Linked DNA regions of Homo sapiens: region 2 is linked to region 1. Evidence: read pairs that join two places in POLR2A ChIA-PET (ENCODE). Cell type or tissue: CD4-positive, alpha-beta T cell. All regions are shown on one strand. Links, peaks and the distances in the headings refer to the core of each region. The heading gives the core; the rest is flanking DNA.

The links. Peaks named below come from ENCODE experiments on the same cell type or tissue, not always from the same donor. Only the 100,000 strongest peaks of a DNase experiment are listed, where the experiment ranks them.
Region 2: POLR2A ChIA-PET joins it to region 1 with 5 read pairs; 6 of 35 experiments call an interaction of 5 or more read pairs at or near these places.

The regions. Positions count from the first base shown.
Region 1 is chr6:53,392,668-53,398,051 of GRCh38, forward strand. No RefSeq gene overlaps it. Among named protein-coding and RNA genes, the nearest start is that of GCLC-AS1, 36 kb to the right of the region's middle. In CD4-positive, alpha-beta T cell, for the core only: no CTCF peak of the experiment used is centred there; no DNase peak of the experiment used is centred there.
Region 2 is chr6:53,333,308-53,338,691 of GRCh38, forward strand. All of the region lies in intron 1 of ELOVL5 (ELOVL fatty acid elongase 5), which reads right to left. It also overlaps the pseudogene RPS16P5. Among named protein-coding and RNA genes, the nearest start is that of ELOVL5, 13 kb to the right of the region's middle. RefSeq lists an enhancer at 2,486-2,615. In CD4-positive, alpha-beta T cell, for the core only: no CTCF peak of the experiment used is centred there; DNase peaks (open chromatin) are centred at 2,194 and 2,534; H3K4me3 peaks cover 2,914 bases; H3K27ac peaks cover 4,923 bases.

The DNA.
Region 1 (5,384 bases), core at 253-5,252:
CTTCCATGCCCTCCCTGGGTGCACCACTCTCCACAAACCTCCACGTGTTCAGCTATCCAGAATTTCTCCAAACCCTATCCTCTTGAGCCTTTAATGGAGTCTTAATTGGATACGCATAATTGAAGCATGGACAATGGTGCCAAAATGTGACTGGAAAAAAGGATGTGATCTGGTGTTAGTTTGAGTGAGGAAACCCAGCAAGGCTTGTCTGTTTAGATTCTTCTTGGCTTCTTTGCAGCATTTTTTCCACCAGGGTAGGGGGCAGGATCCCTTCTGGAATGAGGTTATTATGATTCACGATCAGAAAGGCAGTGAAGATTAGAGTCCTGCTTTGGGCAGGTAAAGGAGGTTCTGGAGAAATTCAGAGACAGAGAGAGAGAGAGAGAGAGAGAGAGAGAGAGAGAGATTCTGTTTTCTGAGGCCTAAAGCACTCTGATATTATAATAAGGGCTGTGAAAGTTATGAGCTGGGAACTATGGATGAAAACCTCTCTCTCTCTCTGTCTCTCTCTCTCTCTCTCTCTCTCTCATAAAATCACAGTGTTTCTCAAAAAATTAAAAATTGAATTTCCTTTTGGTCCAGCAATCCCACTTCTGGATATATATCCAAAAGAACTGAAATCAGGATTTCAAAGCAACATTTGCATTCCCATAGTCATTGCAGCATTACTCACAATAGTCAAAATATGGAAACACACAAATGTCCATCAATGGATGGATAAAGAAAATATGGCACATACATACAATGGAATATTGTTCAGCATTTAAAAAGAAAGAAATCTTACTATTTGTGACAACATGAATGTAACTGGAAGACATTATGGTAAGTGAAGTAAACCAGGCACAGGAGGACAAATACTGCATGAGTCCTCTTATTAAAGCATCTGAAACAGTCAAATCTAAAGAAACAGACAATAGAATAGTGATTACCAGGGGATGTGAGGAGGGGGATATGTGGAGTTGTTGTTCATTGTGTATAAAGTTATAGATATACAAGATGAGTAAGTTCCAGGGATCTACTGTGTAACTTAGTGCCTACAGTTAACAACACAATATTGTGCAAATTTGTTAAGAGGGTAGATCTCATGTTAAATCTTAACACACACACCCCAAACAAACAAATAAAAGCCAAAAACTATATATATATATAAAAAGGAAACTTTTGGAGGTGATGGGTATATTTATTACCTTGATTTTGGTAATGGTAACTTACGTGTATACATATGTCCAAACATGAAGACTTTAATTATATTCCTTGTTTTTTGTATGCCAATTATACCTCAGTAAAACTGGGAAAAATAAGAAAGCCTGGCCGGGTGCAGTGGCTCATGCCTGTAATCCTAGTACTTTGGGAGGCCGAGGTGGGCGGATCACTTGAGGTCAGGAGTTTGAGACCAGCCTGACCAGCATGGTGAAACCCCGTCTCTACTAAAAATATAAAAAAATTAGCCAGGCATGGTGGCACGTGCCTGTAATCCCAGCTACTGGGGAGGCTGAGGCAGAAGAATTGCTTGAAGCCAGGAGGTGGACGCTGCAGTGAGAAGAGATCATGGCATTGCACTCCAGCCTGTGTGAAGGAGCGAGACTCCATCTCAAAAAAAAAAAAAAAAAAAAAGCTTTAAAATGTTTCATGATGTTCCCTCTAGTGTACTTTTTGTACACATAAAGATATACTTTAAATTTAGATGAGATCATATATATGTATAGTTTGTCACTCAATATTTTATTGAGTCAGCATTTTCCCATTTTGGTGGGGGCAGCAGCTAACTCTTATAATCCCAGCACTTTGGGAGGCTGAGGTGGGACAATTGCTTGAGGCCAGGAGTTGGAGACCAGCCTAGGCAACACAGTGAGACCCCATCTCTACAAAAAGTTTTAAAAACTAGCTGGACATGGTGGGTAGTCCTAGCTAATTGGGAGGCTGAGGTGGCAGAATCCCTGCAGACCCAGGACTTTGGAGTTACAGTGAGCTATGATCACACCACTGCATTCCAGTCTGGGTGACAGAGCAGGACCTTGTCTCTAGAAAAAAACAAGAGCAAAGTAAAATATCATTTTTGGTGACTACATAACATTCTGTTCTGTAGCTATATCATAATTTGTTTGCACATTTATCTATTTCTTTTGCTTATCTTCTGAAGCTCTTTTCCTTCATTGGTTAATCAAGCATACTGTCCTTGGCAAAACACTGGGCTCTGATGTCTTCCTAAGATCATGATGAGGATGACCTTGGAGACTGCCTGGCAGGCAGCTGTACCTGCCATGATAGTATCCCTTTAGCGTGACCTCCCCTGATGGCTATTTCTAAAATAGCATTGCCCTTCATTACTCTAGCTCTTTACTCAGCTTCGTATTATTCTTGCTACTGTTGTTAATAGTAGCAGTGGCAATGTAGTCATTGTCTTCTACACTGGTTTACCTGATCATGCCGTCTACATCTTCATTTATCATCTGTCTTCCCACCTGGATTGTAAGCTCCATGACAGCAGGGCCGTGGTGTGATTTTGTTCTCTACTGTATACCCTGTGCCTAGATCAGTGTCAAGTTCACAGTAGATGGTCAATAAATATAAGCATAAAGGATGGAGGATCTTCATTGCTTCTATTCCGCTTTTCTATTAAAAAAGGGAATTGCTACTCAATTCCTAAGTCTAAATACTGTTTAAGCAGCCCTTGTGAAACCAGTATGAAGTATTTCTTGGGTCCCAGCTGTTTGCTGTTAGAATTACCAAATGGTAGACCTAGATATGGGACCCAGTAGGTGATCTAATCCATCCTTTTATAGATGCTATGACAATTTAGGCTCAGCACAATAGTGATGGTTGCAGAAACGAGGGTAGGGAAGAATAAAAGTATTTAACTTCTCAAGAAATTGACAACCTAGATGGAAAGAGAAGATTAAGACACTTGAGAAAATGATAATTTGAGGCCACATATCTCTGTGTCGAATTGTGTGTGTGACTCTATTTCTACCTTCAAAAATTTTATAATCTTGTAAAATACTATTTAAACAAAGGATATATTTACAAAGTTAAATAAAGACAGAAGCAATAAAAATTACTATAAAGGGAGAATTGCAAAGCCAAGGGATTTGGGAACAGACCAGAGGAATCTCATTTTGTCTGGAGGACTTGAGATGGTTTCATGGAGGAAGGGACATTTAAGCTGGTGTCGAGGAGTCTGTAAATAGTGCTGGTTAGAGGTAGGGGTGTGAGGATGAAGGCGTTAAAGGCAGAGGGAACTATGAAAGTAAAGGCATGGCCAATGAAAATATTTGGCATTTTTGAAAAATGGCAACTGTCCTGCACCTAGAAGACAGGGGGTGAGGGATATAGGGGATGTGAAAGGATGAGGAGGGCTGGCCAGAGAGGCAAGGAGGTGTTGGGCCAGAGTGTAACTGTGCTGATGGTTTGGACTGTATCAGCTGAGTAACAGGGAGACACTGAAGGTGTTTTATTAGGGATGTGACAAGATCAGATCTGTGTCTTAGATGATTCTGACAGCAAGGTGAATGACATATTGGGATGGAGTGGGAGGACAGCTAGAAAGAGTGAAATGCTTAGGAAACTTCTGCAGTTGATGGTTACAGAGTGAGCTAGTGAAGATCTAAATTAGAGAGCTCCCTGAAAATGAAGAGATGGTTGTAGAGATAATTCAGAAGTAAACTGATTGGAAGAACTTGGGGACTAGTGAAAGTGCTAGGAATGTTTTCAAGTAAGATGAGTACTAACTATGCCATCAGGTCACAAGAATCCCTAACACATTTCTAGGACCCCAAAACAAAAGCTGCACTTTGAAATGCCCAGATCTGCTAATTCATTTTTTCCTGAACTCCCTTGTCCTCATCCCCTGGCTCCCTTCTCAGAATTTACTCTGAAAAGTCTCTGCCTGAATCCGAAAGGCCTTTCCCAGTTTGCACATAATCCTCCAGTGGACTGGGCAAAGACTTTTCATGGCCATGTTGGGAAAGAGGCCGTTGCAGTTTAGGATGGCAATCCTTAAGGGATGTTCTGGCATTCCCTGGGTTACAGACTTTCTCACAGCCTTGGGTGTGCTCCCACTATTCCCTCTTTTCTTTATAGCTGTCACCCTGTCACTCTCACTAAACTTGTCTGCTGCTCAAACCATACCTATGCACACCATTGGTTTCCATTGCTGATAAGGCTGAGACTAGTTGGATGTGACCTTTTGCTCTTTTCTAAACTGTATGTGCCCTCTTGTTGTTTTCTCAAAATTTCTCCTTTCCAAAAGACTTTCAAAATCTCTTGCCTACCTCTTGTTTGTATGCTGTAGTAGGTGTTTATATTTACTGTATGTGTGCCCTGTGATTTGATTGTAAGCCTCTTGCAGGCTCCGCTCTGCTCAATTCCTTTTTGGTGACTACTAAATGTGTCAAAGATAAACAAAGCTAAATACTAGTTAAAGTGGTAAAGACAGATTTTAATCAGTAATATACTATTGCAATAGGAATAACAGTACAGTGTGAATTGAACTGAACTTTGATTTGTCCAGAGGTGACTGGGTAATTTAAATGGAGAATAAGGAAATAGGGAGTGAGTGAGCAGGGGGTCAGTAGAATGTGGGAAGTGGAGAAACTTACAAAAAGCAGGAAAGGGAGGTTGTCCACGTGAAATTCATCTGGGTTTTCTAACTGGTGCTTACTGAAGTTAGGTCCCTACCCTCCCACAATGACTGGTGGACAGAGGCCCTATCTTCAGGTGTTGACTGGAACAAACAGTAGATTTTTCGCAAATCTTGAGTTTTCTCAGCAGGCACTTTAAGGAAAGCTGGAGCTGTTAGAAGCTATGTTAGTGTTTGTTCAAGTCTTTATAGGTCAAAGTTGGGCCTTAGTCAAGAGGAAGGCTCAAAGGATCCTGGCTCAAGTTTGAGCAAGAAGAGAATCCATGCCACAGTGGGTTATGAAAATCAAGAACAACTGGGAAAATATCCACTGTGGTCTCAATAGAAGATCCTGATAAAAGGAAAGGAACATTACAAGGAAACGAGTTAAGGAATACTTTTAAATACTCTGCCCACTGACAAGGCTGCTAAATTCCATCCACCAAAAACTAGGTGCACCTTCCATACTATATGCTGCTAAAATCTAAACAAAAAACTATGTACCTTATACATATGTGGTCTCTCAGGATAAACAAAAATTGATGTTGTACATTGAATTTTTGTTTAAATATCTTGTACATTAAATTAACTGGCTCCTAATGAAGCATAGAAGTAGTGATTCAGATTGACTTGTCATTTAATACATTGTTTCCTTAGAATGAAAAAAAGAGACTGTTTCTTCCAAATATTTAGCTTTATCATTTAAAAATAGTTATATAATAGTCCATTAGCCTTTATTATTTGCACTTTGTAAATGTAGTAGGTT
Region 2 (5,384 bases), core at 123-5,122, 59 kb before region 1:
ATGCTTGCTGTTTGCTTTCTTCGTTTGGAAAACATTACAGAGAAATGCCTATAAAACCAGGTAGACTGTCTCATTAGAGGAAACTGACTTGATCTGAAGAATGGGGGAAAAAATCATGACTGTTTATAGTGGACAGTACAACTGAGACGTTAGTAATGAGCAGGGCACCAAGAACAGGACCAAGACTGTCTCCTCCCTCTCTGTTTTAAATCGTGCTGCACTCAGTTTATGTTTTCAGGGGCTTTGTCTTATAGGGATACTGATTAATGTAAATGAATACTCACAATTTAGCACACAAAAATCTTATTTTTATCAAATCAAAGGACAAAGGGAAGGGAGAACAAGAAATTTAACTGGTCAACTTAGAATGAATGGGCTCTCTTGTTTTAACCTTATTTCCCTTTCTGGAGAATAAAAGTAATGATAATTATAATTAAAGCAGTTTTCATGTGTGGTTTATGGAAGTCATTACTCTATTAGTCATGCCCCATATCTATATAGGATTTAAAATTTTTAAATTATACTTGGTGCAGTATTCACTGAAAGTCTTTTTCACCTGTAAGCTCAAATTCCACGGTGAAACAACATTAGGTAGAAGGACAGTGACCAGGGAGAGATAAAACAACTATGATACCACGTTGCCTGTCTATTGACCTCCCTGTCTATGGTATCCTACAATCTCTAATGTCAATATGGTCTATAGTGGCTCTGAAATTGTCTCCTATTTCCCAGGAAATAGGCTATACTTTAATCACTGCAACCAAGTTAATTGTGAAGGACAAAAAACTTCTGAAACCAAAAACTTTTAGGATGTAAACATGTCTAAAAAAGTGTTTGATGCCAAACTGACATTTTAAAAACAGAATTTAACACGTTGTAGCAAGCAGAACCCATTTCCCCTTTTCCAGCACAAGCCATCAAGTTCTGTTTGGGGCTTCAGCCTCCCAAACTCAGTTGGAGAAATCTTACAGTATGAAAACCCAAGAGACAGAGGCCACAGCCTGGACCAAGAGACCAACCAGAGCCAGAGAGGCTCCTGAGAAGACCTGCAGCACAGGGTAAAATATGCAAGGGAGGGCCATATAACTTTTATCTTTACTTAATTTATTTTAATTTACTAATTTTTAAGTATTAACCTATTTTATTTTTATTAAATCTCTGTGGTTGCACAGAATTCAAATTGCAGCAAAAATCATTCAGGGCTAAACACTGGAAAAATCTCTTAATTCTAAGGTACATGACACAATGGACTCAAAAACAGTTGCTGAGTCCCTTTCACTGGAGAAATTTAAAGAAAGGGTATAGAAAAGTTTTGACCAATTCCACCCAATCCTGCATCCCCAATTCCAATCTCAAGGACCAGTTTCCATCTGATCTCTCTCCACCTACAGATGGTGGTCCTGAATCTCCAAATCAACAAACCAAAAACTGAATCCATCATCTTCTCACACCTGGTTTTTCCTTCCAACTCCCTCATTTCTGTGACCTGCCCCATAACCTTACCAGGAATCCAGCCCCCAAAGCAGGGTGGACTCCTCCCTCTGCAATGGACACCAGGATTCAGGTCCTGTTGCTGGCTCCAAAATGCCCACAATGCCCTGTTCTCCCAAATCAGCACATTCAACAGTGACATAAAGGAAAGAGTTAGATAGAGAAATGATATCTGGTGCTGCTCCACAGCTAGCTGTGTGATTCTGGGCAAGCCATTTAAATTCTCATTCTTGGTTTCATCACCTATTACGTGAAAAGGCCAAATTATTTCTAAATTCCAAGCTCTATGGGATTTACAGGATTTGCATCCACTTCTCTTGATCCCCAAAGCCACTATGTAGCTGAAGCCACCATCATTTCCCAACCAGATTAGTACACTCTCTCCCAGTGGATATTTCCTGCCTCTAGTCTTGTGCTGCTCCTCACCCCCTGAAAGCACCTGTCTAGGTTACTCACCTCCAGAAACCAGTCAAAGGCTCCGGGGAAAATGACCAAACCTGTCCCTGTGGCCCCAGGGCCCATGTGATCAGAACCCTGTCTCCCTCTGGCTTCCCTGGTCTACTTTCTGTTCCTCATATGCTCCTCCATCACCCAACTACCTGCCCCCTTTGCCTCCGAGCCTTTGCTTCAATACCCTGCCCATTTCCTCAGTCCAGAGAGATTCTTGCTTAGTCTCTAGGCAACGTTTCCTCATCCCCTCCCCCACCCCACCAGTCTGATTTAGGTGTCCTTCCTGTTTACTCGCAGGGCACACCTTTGCAGACCTCTCAGAGGCCTTGTCACTGTAAGTATCTGTTTATTTTGTCACTATCCTTCCCCCAGACTCTCAGTTCCAAGTGAGTGGGGACTGCTGGTCTCGTCTACCACCCATGGCACAGACAGCCGGTTCTTGCCCAAACTCTATAAACAGTAGCAGTACTTTTAGCTGCACATGGCCACCCAGAATAAAGATGAGATTTTCCAGCCACCTGCAGCCACGGGGTGATGTTCTAGCCAATGAGATGTAAGCAAAGTTATCTGGAGGCTGTTTCTGGGAACTTCCCATAAAAGAAAGCACCATCCGCGCTTCTACTTTCTGTTTCTTCTTACATCCTGCTGCTCGGAAGACTGAGGCCACACTAAGCCTGACAGACGTATGATGAGCAAGGAATTTACGCAGGGTCATACTAGCCCTGAACCATCCACCCTGCCTTTCATAAGAGATACACACTTCTACTTTGTTTTGGGATACCATTATTCAAACCACTATTATTTTGGCATGTCCATCGCTGCAGCTGAACCTAACTGCAACATACACAGCCATACCCGTAGTATAATAATAAACTACCTGTTGATTCGAGTATATACCTCATAATTCCTACTGAGTCTTTTTACTGGTAACTGTATTGTCACGTGTAGGGTCCACATTCCTTAGCAGAGGCTAACACAGACAAATGACCAACACTGAGTGGGTTTAAGTGATCAACAAATACTGACCAAGTGGCTACTGAGGCAGATAAGCTCTGTCCGACATGTATGGTGTACTTTAGCCTGGGCTCAATGTTGCTGCCAACCAAAACAAGGTTAAATAAGAGGGCCAGGCCAGGCACAATGGCTCACACCTGTAATCTCAGGATTTTGGGAGGCTGAAGCAGGCAGACTGCTTGAGCCTAGGAATTCAAGACCAGCCTGGGCAACACGGTGAAACCTTGTCTCTACCAAAAATATAAAAAATTAGCTGGGCATGGTGGTGCTTGCCTGTAGTCCCAGCTATGCAGGAGGCTGAAGTAGGAGGGACACCTGGGCCTGGGAAATTTGAGGCTGCAATGAGCTGAGATGGTGCCACTGCACTCCATCCTGGGCAATTGGAGTAAGACTGCCAGTTTCCATGATCATTTTATTATGGAGTATTTGAGTGCCTAGACATCAAAGTTCACCCTATTCCGTCCTTGGGAACAGTGCCACCAGACTGGTCTATCATTGGTATATTCTACCTGAAAGCCCTAACAGGTAATATGCAGGTAAGCAAGGCCCTTTAAAATAACAGCACATGTCATCTCTGCTTCTAGGGCAGCTGGGATGTCTAGCAATTTTTTTTAACCTTAAAGACCTTCAACCATTGTTTACTATAAAGGTAAACCTTGATCTTTTTGATGGGCTTACTGCTATGATTTCTGGTAGTGAGCACAGGCACCAGGGCCTGCAAATTTCTTGGATTCATAGCAACAGGGGTGAACCACCAGCAAGGTCTGGTGAGGGTGTCTTTGATCTCCTCGGAAGCCTCATCTACATATTTTGGGTAACAGGGTACCAGGGCTTTGGAGATGTACTGAAGGACAGCATAAATCTGAACCACATGACCACTACCCTTCACACGAACATGGATGTCCATTCCAGCAAGCTGTTCCTTGTCCAGAAGCAGACCTAATTCCAGTAGCTTGTATTGCAGTGTGAGCAGCTTGATCATCTCCAGGGGCCCCTCGTTCATCCTGATGAAGCCACTGCCACATCTGCAGAGCACCACAGCTATGGCCATCTCCTTGTATGTGAAGATCTGCACAGACTGCAGCCAACGAGTCCTTAGATGGCATGTCTCCAGGCATAGGTAAGAGCTCCTCATTGCACCATGCCACAACAGGAAAAGGTGTCTAGCAATTTGTATGGTCTGAGAGCTGCTGGTGTTCTACTCCTTCAGCTGGAAGCAAGGCAACTGGCCTTCTAAAGTCTCCTGCCCAGGTAAGCTCTTCATTTGTGAAACATTATGTATTCTCAGGCTATCAAGGCATACTCAGCTTCACACAGCCATTAGCACATATTATAGGACTGGTTATATTTGAAAGGTACATATGTATTTAGAGAAACATTCAGGCACGTAATTGCTAGATACCTACACTATGTGCCAGATAAACATGGCAGACACTATGCAAAGCACTATACAGGTACAACCTCATCTAATTTTTAGGAATCAAGAAAACAGAGGCAAGGAGCCAAGGAGAAATTGTAGTTGTCCAGGAAGGATCTGACATGCTATGGAAGGCTGGGGCAATGTGGGGAAGGGGAATAAGCTTAGAAGGACAGAGAGTATGAATGAGTAATACTTGGTGACTGACAGTTGAGCAAAGTTTGGTAAAAGCATGGTTGATGAGAGAGGAGAACACAAGCATTGCTTCCAGCTTAATGGCTTGGGCAAACTGGCGGAGGATGGTGCTCCTGACTACGTTGGCCAACAGGGGAGGTATGTGGGGCACCCAACGATGAAAAGTTATGAGTCTGGAGCTCAAAAGAAATAGATGGGCTAGAAATAAATATCTAAGGGTGGATGGTGGGTGGGTGGATGGATATTTGAATCCATGGGGCAAGTAGATCATGCAATGAGATTTGGTCTTCTGACAGTACTTTGCAACTGTTTGCCTACATTTTAAATTTAATACGCCAGTCCCATTTCTTAAAAAGATGGTAAGTTCAAGCCTGAACTCTGTACCAGGGGGTCAATGAAAAGTACTTACCTTACTGTCACTTGTCACATCCAACTTCCCTTGGGTCACACTGAGCCTATTCTAAGCCCTTGCAAAGGAAACAAAAAGAAGCTGCTTTTGTTCCTACTCCTTGCAAAAGGAAGAAAAGGCAGCTGCTCTGAAAATGAAACCATCACAATATTTATCACATTCTCCTAGAAACATGAGGTCCTGGGATAATGTCTTTATGGGTCTCTCTGGAGAAGCTCAAAGGGCACCTGTTTCAAAGGGCAACTTCCTTCTTGGATGAAGCATCTTGTAGAGAAGACAATCAATGGCCAAGGTAGGTAACAGACACCAAGATACTACACACGCCTCTAATGGTTCCCTTAAAGCCTGAGCTTAAGCAGTCTGGGCTCTACTTCAATCATATTCTAAACATCTAAACCAAAAGACTGC